2 separate regions of the Homo sapiens genome follow, and region 1 is linked to region 2. Evidence: read pairs that join two places in POLR2A ChIA-PET (ENCODE). Cell type or tissue: MCF 10A. All regions are shown on one strand. Each heading gives the region's core, and the rest is flanking DNA. Links, peaks and the distances in the headings are about the cores only. Region 1 has its middle 7.1 kb from the start of NR1I3. Region 2 overlaps LOC124904443 (a long non-coding RNA gene).

Region 1 (6,378 bases), core at 683-5,682, 140 kb after region 2:
TTTAGTGAAGCAGACCTTTCCAAAGTTCTTAAACAGCTATGAAAAGATTATAAAGAGAATTCAAGATCTGAGATCAGGGATCAGTAAGCTTTTTCTGTATCAACCAGATGATAAATATTTTAGGCTTTGCAGGCCACGTATGTTATCTGTCAAGACTACTTAAGTCTCCCATTATAGCTTGAAGGAGGACATAGACGGCCAGGCATGGTGGCTCACGCCTGTAATCCCAACACTTTGGGAGGCCAAGGGGGGTGGACCACGAGGTCAGGAGATCGAGACCATCCTGATGAAACCCTGTCTCTACTAAAAATACAAAAATTAGCTGGGTGTGGTGGCACGGGCCTATAGTCCCAGCTAGTTGGGAGGCTGAGGCAGGAGAATCGCTTGAACCAGGGAGGCAGAGGTTACAGTGAGCTGAGATCCTGCCACTGCACTCCAGCCTGGCAACAGAGTGAGACTCCATCTACACTAAAGTCTAAATTTCACGTAATTTTTATGCGTTACAAAATATTCTTCTTTAAAAAATGTTTAATATTAATGTAAAACCATTCTTAGCTCACAGGCAGCAGGCCAGATTGGGCTCGTAGGTCATAAATTGTCAATATCTGCCTCAGGCGACTAAATGCCCAAGTATGCTCCAACAGTTAATTGTATAATAATAAATAGTAATAAGTCAGTCTGGGCGTGGTGGCTCACACCTGTAATCCCAGCACTTTGGGAGGCCAAGGCAGGTGGATCACCTGAGGTCAGAAGTTCAAGACCAGCCCAGCCAACATGGTGAAACACCATCTCTATTAAAAATACAAAAATTAGCTGGGTGGTGGTGGGTGCCTGTAATCCCAGCTACTCAGGAGGCTGAGGCATGGGAATCGCTTGAATCCGGGAGGCAGAGGTTGTAGTGAGCTGAGATCGTGCCACCACACTCCAGCCTAGGGGATAGAGAGAGACTCTGTCTCCAAAAAAAATGTAATAAGTCAAAGAAGACAGGTGGGGTGCAGTGGTTCACTCCTGTAATCCTAGCACTTTGGAAGGCCAGGGCGGGCAGATCACTTGAGGTCAGAAGTTCAAGACCAGCCTGGCCAACATGATGAAACCCTGCCTCTACTGAAAATACAAAAATTGGCCAGGCATGGTGGCGTATGCCTGTAGTCCTAGCTACTCGGTTGACTGAGGCATGAGAATCGCTTGAACCCAGGAGATGGAGGTTGCAGTGAGCCAAGATCATGCCACTGCACTTCAGCCTGGGCGACAGAGCAAGACTCTGTCTCAATAAATGAATAAATAAGTAAATAAATAAGTCAAAGAAGACAGACATCAGCCGGGACCAAAAGAATCAAAAACTTCCTGGGGAAAGTGAAATTTGGGTTAGGCCTTAAACGAAGAGTAGAATATAAACAAATGGAGAATGGGAGAGAAGAAAGAGGAAAAGATGTGTCTCTTCAGTATCCGAGTGACAATAAGAAAAAAAATGGTGAAAGAAAACTCAGGTTTTGAATGGAGAAATTGCAGGAGATATGGCAGGGTCCTGAATATCAGAGTAAGGAATTTAAATTTAGCCTTCATACAAATAGCACCTTTAGTTTATTCTTGCAGAAGAAACATAGGACTGATTTGACAAGAGAAAGACTAAGAGCAGGAAGGCCAAGATGAGGACGCTGCAGTTGTACAAAGTGTAGGATCTTGGGTGAGCGTAGTGACAGTAACAGAAGAGAAGAGACAGCATCAAGAAACATGTGACATAAGAAATCTACAAGACTTGGTGACTAGAAAGATTTAGAGGAGGATTCACAGTGATTTTGGAATTCAAGATCGGGAAATTGGGAAAATTCTTCAAACTTTCATTGGCTATTAAGCACACATTATGACCAGGACAGATGCTGAGTGTTTGGATAGAAAAACCTACACAACATAGAGCTTATGGTGTGGTAGGGGAGAGACAGTCATGTGAATGCAAAGGCATGATATTGTTATAGGTTATCTGATAGAAGTCTGGGCAAGTGCAGTGGGAGTCCAGAGAAAGGAACAGAATGAAATGCAATCTGCAGAGGCATTAGAAGTGACTACTCAACCTGAGCCACACAGTGAGACTCCATCTCTACAAAAAATAAAAATAAAAATTAGCTGAGTGTGATAGTGTGCACCTATAGTCCCAGCTACTTAGGAGGCTGAGGCAGGAGGATCGTTTGAGCTCAGGAAGTTGAAGCTGCATTGAGCCATGATCACACCACTGCATTCCAGTCTGGGTGACAGAGTGAGACCCTGTCTCAAAAAAATAAAAATAAAAAAGAGTGACTATTAAGAACAGCAAGATTTGTCCAGGCACAGTGGCTCATGCCTGTAATCCCAGCACTTTGGGAAGCCAAGGCAGGAGGATATTTTGAGCTCAGTAGTTCAAGACCAGCCTGGGCAACATAGTGAGACCCCGTCTGTACAAAAAATAAAAAATAAAAATAAAAAGAACAGCAAGATTTCCTGGAACTAGAGTTGTAGATTTTAGAGACATTCACATACTGAGATGAGGGTGAACGAAATGAAGCATATAAACTCTGTAAACTGTGATGTTAAAATATTAGACATTTTTACTTTTTACCAGAGCCTTGTGTAGAAATTAAGCATTAGGGAAGAACATGAAAGAAGGGTAGGAAGGTTAAGATCAAGCTTTAGGTCACAGGCGTGGCAGCTCACACCTGCAATCCTGACACTTTGGGAGGCCAAGGCAGCTGGATCATTTGAGGCCAGGAGTTTGAGACCAGCCTGACCAAGAGGGCGAAATACTGTCTCTACTAAAAGTACAAAAATTAGCCAGGTGTGGTGGCAGGCGCCTGTAATCCAAGCTACTCTGGAGGCTGAGGCACGAGGATTGTTTGAGCCCAGGAAGTGGAGGTTGCAGTGAGCCAAGATTGCACACGGCACTCCAGCCTCAGTGACAGAGCAAGACTCTATCTCAAAGAAGAAAAGAAAAAAAAAAAAGAGCATTTGGGAACAAAAAAAACCCATAGTTTCCATAGTTTTTCCTAACCCATGGGCCTAGAAAAAAGGAGGATCAATTAGAGAAGAAAGAAAAAAAGACCTATTAGAAATAGAAATGGAGAACCAAGAATACATAACATCATAGAGGTTAGGGAGAATAAGTTTCAAAGAAAAGAAAATAGTTGTTAGGAGGTCAAAAGCAGAAGGGAGTTTGGTTGATTGGGAGAAACATGAAAGAAAGCCCATTGAATTCAATAGACCACAGGTGATTGGTGGTAAATTTAAAGAAAGAAGATTAAAACCAGATTATAAGTCTCAAAAGAAAGGAACTCTTCCTGTTCAAAGTGTTTGTGCCAGAATCTGGGAGGCCAAATAGGACACAACAGGCCCAGACTGGATATTTGGCTCAGTAGATACCTGAATGAGGTCAGCCAGATAGCAAACGCAAACATGGCAAGTAGGAACAGCAGGTAGGAACAGTTCAGAAGTATGAAAGGAGTCACGAATAGGACTAGAAGACTAACGGAAGTCTGGCCAGGCAGGAGGATTGCTGGAGCCCAGAAGTTCGAGACCACTCTGGGCAATATAGTGAGACCCTGTTTCTTCAAAAAATAAACAAAATTAGCCAGGTGTGGTGGCATGCACCTGTAGTCCTAGCTACCTGGGAGGACAAGGAAGGAAATTCATTCACTTGAGCCCAGGAAGTGGAGGCCACAGTGAGCAGTGGTCACACCACTGCACTCCTGTCTGGGCAACAGAACAAGGCCTGTCTCCGAGTTTATTTTATTTTATTTTGTTTTATTTTTTAATTAATTAATTATATATTTTGAGACAAAGTCTCCCTCTGTCACCCAGGCTGGAGCGCAATGGCACGATCTCGGTTCCCTGCAACCTCCGCCTCCCAGGTTCAAGGCATTCCCAAGCCTCAGCCTCCTGAGTAGCCGGGGTTATAGGCACCACCACCACACCTGGCTATTTTTTGTATTTTCAGTAGAGACGGGGTTTCACCATGTTGGCCAGGCTGGTTTCGAACTCAAGTGATCCACCTGCCTCGCCTCCCGGAGTGGGCATGAGCCACCACGCCCATCATGTCTCAGAATTTTTTTTTTTTTTTTTTTTTTTTTTTGAGACGGAGTCTCGCTCTGTCGCCCAGGCCGGACTGCGGACTGCAGTGGCGCAATCTCGGCTCACTGCAAGCTCCGCTTCCCGGGTTCACACCATTCTCCTGCCTCAGCCTCCCGAGTAGCTGGGACTACAGGCGCCCGCCACCGCGCCCGGCTAATTTTTTGTATTTTTAGTAGAGACGGGGTTTCACCTTGTTAGCCAGGATGGTCTCGATCTCCTGACCTCATGATCCACCCGCCTCGGCCTCCCAAAGTGCTGGGATTACAGGCGTGAGCCACCGCGCCCGGCCTCAGAATTTTTTTTAAAAAAAGCTATGAAAGGCCGGGCGTGGTGGCTCACACCTGTAATCCCAGCATTTTGGGAGGCCGAGGTGGGTGCACCACGAGGTCAGGAGTTCAAGACCAGTCTGGCCAATATAGTGAAACCCCATCTCTACTAAAAATACAAAAAGTAGCCGGGCATGGTGGCGTGCGCCTGTAGTCCCAGCTACTCAGGAGGCTGAGGCAGGAGAATCGCTTGAACCCAGAAGGAGAAAGTTGCAGTGAGCCGAGATCAAGACACTGCACTCCAACCTGGGTGACAGAGCTGTGAAAGACAGCAGCTAGGCCAAGTGCGGTGGCTCACACCTGTAACTCCAGCACTTGGGAGGCAGAGGCAGGTGGCCCACCTGAGGTCAGGAGTTCAAGACCAGCCTGACCAACATGGTGAAACCCAGTCTCTACTAAAAATACAAAATTAGCCAGATGTGGTGGTGCATGTCTGTAATCCCAGCTACTTGGGAGGCTGAGGCAGGAGAATTGCTTGAACCCAAGAGGCAGAGGTTGCAGTGAGCCGAGATCATGCCACTGCATGGCACTCCCAGCCTGGGCAACAAGAGCAAAACTCCATCTCAAAAAAAAAAAAATTAAAAAATTAAAAAAGAAAGCAGCTAAAAGGGAAATAGAAATGTATTCAGATGATAGTGCTAGCAAAATGCCTGGCACAAAGTAGATACCCATTACATATTTATTGAATGAATGAGTGTGCTCATTCACAAACAATAGCATATGATGTTGCATGAAAAGAGCACGGGTTTGAAATCAGATCTTAATTTGTATCCTAGTCCATTTATTCATTCCATAAATATTTATTATATATGCTTGGAGTACATAAGACCCTAAGGATCCCCAAATGACAGGTGCAGCCCTTGACTTCATCAACTCACAGTTGATTGATAGAGTCAAAAAGAAACAGTCAGTTGTTCTGCAATGTGATAAGTGCTGTCACAAATTTGTGTACAGAGGTGTAGATCTATTAGGCTCACAGAGGTGATCTGCTCTACCCAGGCCTGAAGGACCAAGAGGATCAGGAGGATCGAGGAGGAGGGTTTGAAAGTAAGGGTGTGTGACGTGATTCCAACCAGAGGGAACAACAAGGGCAGTTGTTCAGAGGTGAGTGAGCACAGCTTGTTCAGGGAACTCTAAATGCCTAAGCACATCTAGAGCCAAAGTGTGATGTGCTAGGTCAGGGGAGGGAAGTGGGGACAGAATAGATGAGGCCAGAGTGATTAAATAGGGGCCAGATCACAAAGGACTTTGTGTGACATGCTAAAGAGATTGGATTTTATCGTGAAGGTGATGGAAAGCAAATGAAGAATTTTAAGCAGAGGAGAGACATGATCAAATTTGCATTTTAGAAATAGCAACAGCATGGAGGATGGGTTGGAAGGAGATGAGGCTGGGAGCAGGGAGAATAATTGAATAGTCTACTGCAGCAGTAAGTGAAAAATGATGAGGGCCTAAACTCAGCTAAGAGGTAGTGGGCATGTAGAGGTCAGAAGATAGGAATGACAGGTCATGGCATTTGGTCATTTATAGGGAGTGAGGGAGAGAAAGGAGACTAGGTGACTCACCAGTTTCTGGTTTTGTATCTGGGAGAAGACAGCAGTAAAAGGGGAAGGAAACGAAGAAGGTAAGAGAATGAATATGTGTTGATTTCCTTCCATATTTCAAGCACCGTGTAAGGAATTTTACATTTTACTACTTTATTACTTTGTTTAATCTTCACAGCAAACCTGGATAATGAGTGTTTTAACCCTTTTTTTTTCCAGGTGAGAAAACTGAAATTCAGAGAGCTTAACCCATCAGGTCACAATCCTCACAGGTGTTTTTCAGACCCTGGCCTGGAAAAGGCATGTTGGAAGAGGGTGAGGGTGTCAGTTAACCCTGAAAGCCTGTTCACCATGGATGCCAGGGGCATCCTGCAGCAGATTCCACTCTCCATCTGCATTACAGCAGTGACCCT
Region 2 (6,378 bases), core at 426-5,425:
ATCCCTGTTGGTCAGAATATTTCAGGACTTTACGGAGAGCACAGTGAAATAGTAAGAGTGATGGGCCTGTGCCACCCAGTCGGGCCAGGATCTTCTGAAGTCTGATCCTAGCCAGGTGCACTGGGGCACACCTGTAGTCCCAAAGACTTGGGAGAATGAAATGGGAGGATCACTTGAGCCCAGGAGTTTGAAGCTGCTGTGAGCTATGATTGCGGCACTGCATTCCATCCATGGGTGACAGAGTGAAACTCCATATCAAAAAATATACACAAAAAACAAAGTCTGATCCTTGCTAGGATACAAGAGGGAAATCCAGCGGCAGATAGACAGGCCTTATTTATGAAAACAAACAAGACCATGGCATCCCATGGAATTTCTAAGGTACATTTTATAATGGGACCCCTTGAGATTTTACCACACCAGCATTTTTAGTGACTGAAAGGATGAAAATTCTGATCAGGCCCTTGCTTGCTTGCACTTGTGTTTTGCCCAATATTCCTTCTATAATATAATTATAAACTGCTGATGTACTGTTTTCTTTGTCAAGCAAAAGAATATAACTTCAGGGTCTTGAAAAAAAAATTGCAGAAGGAACAGGCATAGTGGCTCATGCCTGTAATCCCAGCACTTCGGGAGGCGGAGGCAGGCAGATTACTTGAGGTCATGAGTTCGAGACAACCTTGGCCAACATAGTGAAACATCATCTCTACCAAAAAAAAACAAAAAACAAAAATTAGCTGGGTGATACGTGCCTGTAGTCCCAGTTATTCAGGAGGCTGAGGTGGCAGAATCGCTTGAACCTGGGAGACGGAGGTTACAGTGAGCTGAGATCATGTCACTGCAGTCCAGCCTGGGCAATAGAGTGAGACCCTGTCTCAAAAAAAAAAAAAAAAAAAAGCAGAAGATTCGGATGAATTACTTTAAGGATGTTATGTCCAATTGCTGATGCCCAGAAGTCTGGTTGTTCAAGGCATTATCGGAGACTGAAGAAACATAGACTTTTCCCCTCAGGTCTCTGAAACTCCCCCTCCTTTACTCTCCAGCTGCATAAAAACTCCCCACTTCGGGCCAGGCACAGTGGCTCAAGCCTGTAATCCCAGCACTTTGGGAGGCCGAGGCCGGCAGATCACCTGAGGTCAGGAGTCTGAGAACAGCCTGGCCAACATGGTGAAACCCTGTCTCTACTAAACATACAAAAATTAGCCAGGCGTAGTGGTGCACACTGTAATCCCAGCTACTAGGGAGGCTGAGGCAGGAGAATCACTTGAACCTGCAGCCTCGACGTTCCAGGCTCAAGGGATTCTCCCACCTCAGCCTCCTGAGTAGCTGCGACCACAGGCGACTGCCACCACACCCAGCTAATTTTATTTTATTTTGTAGTGACAAGTCTTATTATATGCCCAGGCTGGAAATTCATCTTTTAATTCCCATAGGTGAGCCCTCTGCCAAAACAGTAGTAAAAAGCTGGAAGTACTTTAAAGCCCAGCTGTAGAAAGAGTTTTAAATCACTCATTTTGCATGTCATCCTGCTCTTGGACAGATTCAAGACTTACTGCTAACTGAAAAGATGGGTGAAGAGTAGTGTGTAGTGTGGGGTTTTTGAGTAAGGGGAAAATGGAGGAAATATATTTATGCATATTAATATATATACATGTATGGGAACCTCCCACACGAGCGGGTTCCCAAAATATTAGGAAAAATAACAATAAAAATAATGCAAATACAAACAACACAGTATAACTACATTGTATTAGGTATTACAAGTAATCCATAGCTGATTTAAAGTGTGTGGGAGGATGTGCGTAGTTGTAGGTAAATACTATGCCATTTTATAGGAGGGACTTCAGCATCCGCAGATTTTAGTATGGGGTGCTTGCTGTCCTGGAGCTAATCTGCCTGCGGATACCGAGGGACGACTGGAGATCATCTAGGAAGGGCACGCAAAAACCCTAACAGTGGTTGCTTCGGGGAAAGAGAATGGGGGAACTCAGGGTAGGGATGCAAAAGAGACTTGCCGCCGCGAATCACGCCGAGGTGCCCCGCATCCAGCCCTGTGCTCCCGCCCCGGTCCAGGCGCGCTGCCAGGCAGAGTCCCTTGCCCAGCCCCAGAGAAGGCAGCCCATCTCCTGGGCACCGATCCTGAACGTCGGCCAACCTTGCAGGCCTAGCGAAGACCCCAAATTCGACGCGGCAGGCCTGAGGCCTGGGGAAAAAGTGACCCGAATTTCCCGCAATCTCAAGGACACCCAGGGGCGCTCCAGCCCCTCACAGCCCTCCTCCCTCATTCACTCTCACGCCTCGCCTCGCCTCCGGCTCCGGCCTCTCCGCGCCCAGTCACTCCCACGCCCCGTCACTCCCACGCCCCGCCCCTCCTCTCACCCGCGTAGTGCTCTCAGTCTCTCTTGCGCCCCGCCCTTCTGCCCTGCGTCACTCGTGAGCCCCGCCCCTCCTCTCGTCCCGCCCCCCTCTCGTCCCGCCCCTCCTCTCGTCCCTCCCCTCCGCTCGCCCCTCCCCTCCTCTCGTCCCGCCCCGCCCTTCTGCCCTTCGTCACTCGTGAGCCCCGCCCCTCCTCTCGCCGCGCCCCGCCCCACGGCTCGCAGAGGTCCGGAGCTTTCCCGTCAGCAATGAGTCAAGACCGGAAGTCTGGGAAAGGGTGCTCTCAGTTCCCGACAGCGGGGGCTGGACAAGACGGAGACGGTACTGGCAATACGTCGGTTGAAGGGAAGCGGAGCGGAGCACGCGCGGGCTGTGACGAGGGAGCGGAGAAACAGCTGTCCCGTTAGCCTCGTGTTGACGTCCCGGGTTCAGCCCCAGGAGGACGAAAAGACTGTGCCGTGTCCTTCCCGAGGGGAGTGGCGTTCCCATTGACCTGCATACCTCACCTCATACTCGTGCGTGGACGTGTTCCAGCCAAGTCCCGTTCACTCCAGCTCCTCCGTCTCCACCCTAATCCTAATTATTGGTGTTTCGTTTGAAAGGGTTCTGTGAATTTGTCAAGCAGGAAAATTTGGGGTCCGACAGAATTAAGCAATTCTCTTTAATTAAATAGCTTGCGGAGTCTTTAATTTGTTAATATGCATTTTTCTAATCGTAACTAACTTTTGCTTTACATTTACTTTTTTTTTTGAGACGGAGTTTGGCTCTTGGCTCTTGTTGCCCAGCCTGGAGTGCAATGGCGCGATCTCCGCTCACTGCAACCTCCGCCTCCCAGGTGCAAGCGATTCTCCTGGCTCAGCCTCCCGAGTAGCTGGGATTTCAGGCATGTGCCACCACGCCCAGCTAATTTTGTATTTTTAGTAGAGATGGGGGTTTCTCCGTGTTGGTCAGGCTGGTCTGGAACTCCCGACCTCAGGTGATCCACCCGCCTCGGCCTCCCAAAGTGCTGGAATTAAGGCGTGAGCCACCACCGTGCGTGGCCTGCTTTACATTTACTTTCTGTAAGGCTAAGTAATTTACAGTGTCATCTAATCCTTTTAATAATCTTATGAAGTAACCATTATCAAGATATTACAGATGAAGAAATAAAATTGTAGAGACATGCCCAAGATCCCCTTATATTAAGTGACGGAGCTAAATCCAAACCCAAATCATTTATACTGATTGCCCGCAAATCCCTTTTTACACTGGTGCATCACTTGAAACCAGTCCTACAAAGAATGTGCTTTTATCTTGGAGTCCTTGGAGAGGTAAACTGAGGTTCGAACCAAATAAAGGAACATGAGCCCCGGCCCTACCATGGAAGGGGTGGATTGCCTAGCTTCTTCTGGCCACAAGGTGAGGCAGTGAGGAAACTGCAGGAGGCTGGGTTTGGGGTCCCAGCAGTACTTCCTGCTGCCTTGAACAAATGCAGCTGCTCACTTTTACACCCCTTGCAGAACACTCCCCAAATATACCAGTGAAACCCTGAAGGCAAGGCCAGTGCTGGAAGGAATCTAAGCCTCCTGCTCCTGAGGGAAAGGATTTTATTTATTTATTTTTATTTTATTTTTGAGACGGAGTCTGGCTCTGTCGCCCAGGCTGGAGTGCAGTGGTGCTATCTCGGCTCACTGCAACCTCCGCCTCCCCTCCCGGGTTCAAGAGATTCTCCTGCCTCAGCTTCCAGAGTAGCTGGGATTACAGGCGCACGCCACCACACCCGGCTAATTTTTGTATTTTTGGTAGAGACGGGTTTCACCATGTTGGTCAGGCTGGTCTCGAACTCCTGACCTCATGATCCGCTCACCTGGGCCTCTGAAAGTGCTAGGATTACAGGCCTGAGCACCGCGCCCGGCCAGGAATGGATTTTAAAACCCTTAGGAGGCCGGGCACCGTGGCTCACGCCTGTAATCCCAGCACTTTGGGAAGCCGAGGCGGGCGGATCACGAGGTCAGGAGATCGAGACCATCCCGGCTAACACGGTGAAACCCCGTATCTACTAAAAATATTAAAAATTAGCTAGGCATGGTGGCGTTCGCCTGTAGTCCCAGCTATTCGGGAGGCTGAGCCAGGAGAATGGCATGAACCCGGGAGGGGAGGCGGAGCTGGCAGTGAGCCGATATCACACCACTGTACTCCAACCTGGGTGCGACACTCTGTCTCAAAAAAAATATAAATATAAATATAAATAAATAAATAAAAACCCTTAGGAGTAGGTGGTGAGAACTTCACCCAGCCCTATCAGGAGTTGGGGGTATGGAGAGAGGAATGGATTTTGAACAGATTTGACTCCCATCTCCTTCTAAGGGAAGATACATAGACAAGAATAAATGTCTTTTGTAGAAGTCTGGGAATAAGACAAGGAAGCCCACTGGGCAGGGACTTGGCAACTAGAGGCAAATAGAATGGTATGAGACCACGGACTTGAGAAGTTCATGTTAGGATGATACTCCAAAAGGCCCAGCAGAAAAAAGCTGCACCTTGCTCAGCACAGGGTACCCAGGGACAAGGCCAGTCCAACACATCGGAGAGCATTAGGGTGCCAGAGTCCAGCCACAGGGACCTGAGGTTGCCTCCGTTTTCTGCTACCTCTAGGTCATTGGTTGCTCCACCTTCACCAAGATGCTACCTCGGGGAAGATAAGGGAGTGTTCCAATTACCTATTGGTGTGTAACAAACCACTCCAAACTTACTGGTACAAAACAGCAACCAGTTTATTATGTCATGGATTCTGTGGGTCAAGAATTCGGAAAGGGTATAGTGGGGATGACTTGTCTCTGCTTCAGAATCACTGAGACTTCAGCTGAGAAGACTTGGAAGCCTGAGATGACTTAAAAGCTTGGGGCTGGAATCATTTGGAGTTGCTCATTCACATATGTAAAAGGTAAACTAAGGCACAAAAAAAAAATTTTAAGAGCTCATTTGACCAGCCGGGTGCTGTGGCTCATGCCTGTAATCCCAGCACTTTGGGAGGCCGAGTCGGGTGGATCACGAGGTCAGGATTTGAGACCAGTCTGGCCAACATAATGAAACCCCGTCTCTACTAAAAATACAAAAAATTAGCCAGGCGTGGTGGCACGCGCCTGTAATCCCAGCTACTTGGGAGGCTGAGGCAGGAGAAATGTGTGACTGGGGAGGCAGAGGTTGCAGTGAGCCGAGATCGCACCACTGCACTCCAGCCCAGGTGACAGTGCGAGACTCCATCTCAAAAAAAAAAAAAATAGAGTTCATTTGAATAGGAAGCAATTAATGAATTGGGAAATACCAAACCAAAAGAAGTTTAATTTTCTCATGACAAATCATCAGGGGCAAGTATTTATGGGGTAAATGTGGAGCAAAATAAATAATTTGATTGATTGCAATTTTACAGTTGCCTTATTCATTCATTCACCTTCTTGGAAAGTCCCTAGTTATATAAGTTTTTGGCTACTTCCAATTGGTTGAGCTTAAGTTTTGTTTTTCTTTAATACAGGCATTTACAAGAAATGGCTCAACATAAGTTTCCCTTGTGTTTGTAAATCAAGGTTGAGGTCACTTATGAGGCCTAACTGGTTTTGTCTGCTCAGAGATTCTTCAGGCCTGGTCTCCATTTTAATTTACTTCAACATATGTCTGAGGTTATGCTGGCTGTTGGCTGGGATCTCGGCTAGGATTGTCAGCAGGAACACCTACGTGGTTTCTCCATGAGGTTGCTCTGCTTCCTCATATCCAAGGTGGCTGGATTCTGAGTGACTCCTAAGACAATCAAGTGGAAGATGTATAACCTTTTTTGACCTTGCATCACTTCCACCTTACCTACAGGCCCACCCAAGTTCAAGAGGAAGGAATACAGACTCCACCTCTTAATGGGAGGAGTGTCACACTAAAGAAGAGCATGTGGTGTGGAATATCTTGTTACAACTCTCTTGAAAAAAGTACAACCTGGCTGGGCGCCATAGCTCACGCCTGTAATCCCAGCACTTT

The links. Peaks named below come from ENCODE experiments on the same cell type or tissue, not always from the same donor. Only the 100,000 strongest peaks of a DNase experiment are listed, where the experiment ranks them.
Region 1: POLR2A ChIA-PET joins it to region 2 with 7 read pairs; 10 of 35 experiments call an interaction of 5 or more read pairs at or near these places.

The regions. Positions count from the first base shown.
Region 1 is chr1:161,242,103-161,248,480 of GRCh38, reverse strand. No RefSeq gene overlaps it. Among named protein-coding and RNA genes, the nearest start is that of NR1I3, 7.1 kb to the right of the region's middle. In MCF 10A, for the core only: no CTCF peak of the experiment used is centred there; no DNase peak of the experiment used is centred there.
Region 2 is chr1:161,386,234-161,392,611 of GRCh38, reverse strand. It overlaps LOC124904443 (a long non-coding RNA gene), which reads right to left. Exons shown (of 2, transcript XR_007066693.1): 2 at 5,105-6,150. Among named protein-coding and RNA genes, the nearest start is that of TRV-CAC1-1, 10 kb to the left of the region's middle. RefSeq lists a silencer at 2,331-2,550 and an enhancer at 2,731-2,930. In MCF 10A, for the core only: no CTCF peak of the experiment used is centred there; a DNase peak (open chromatin) is centred at 2,631.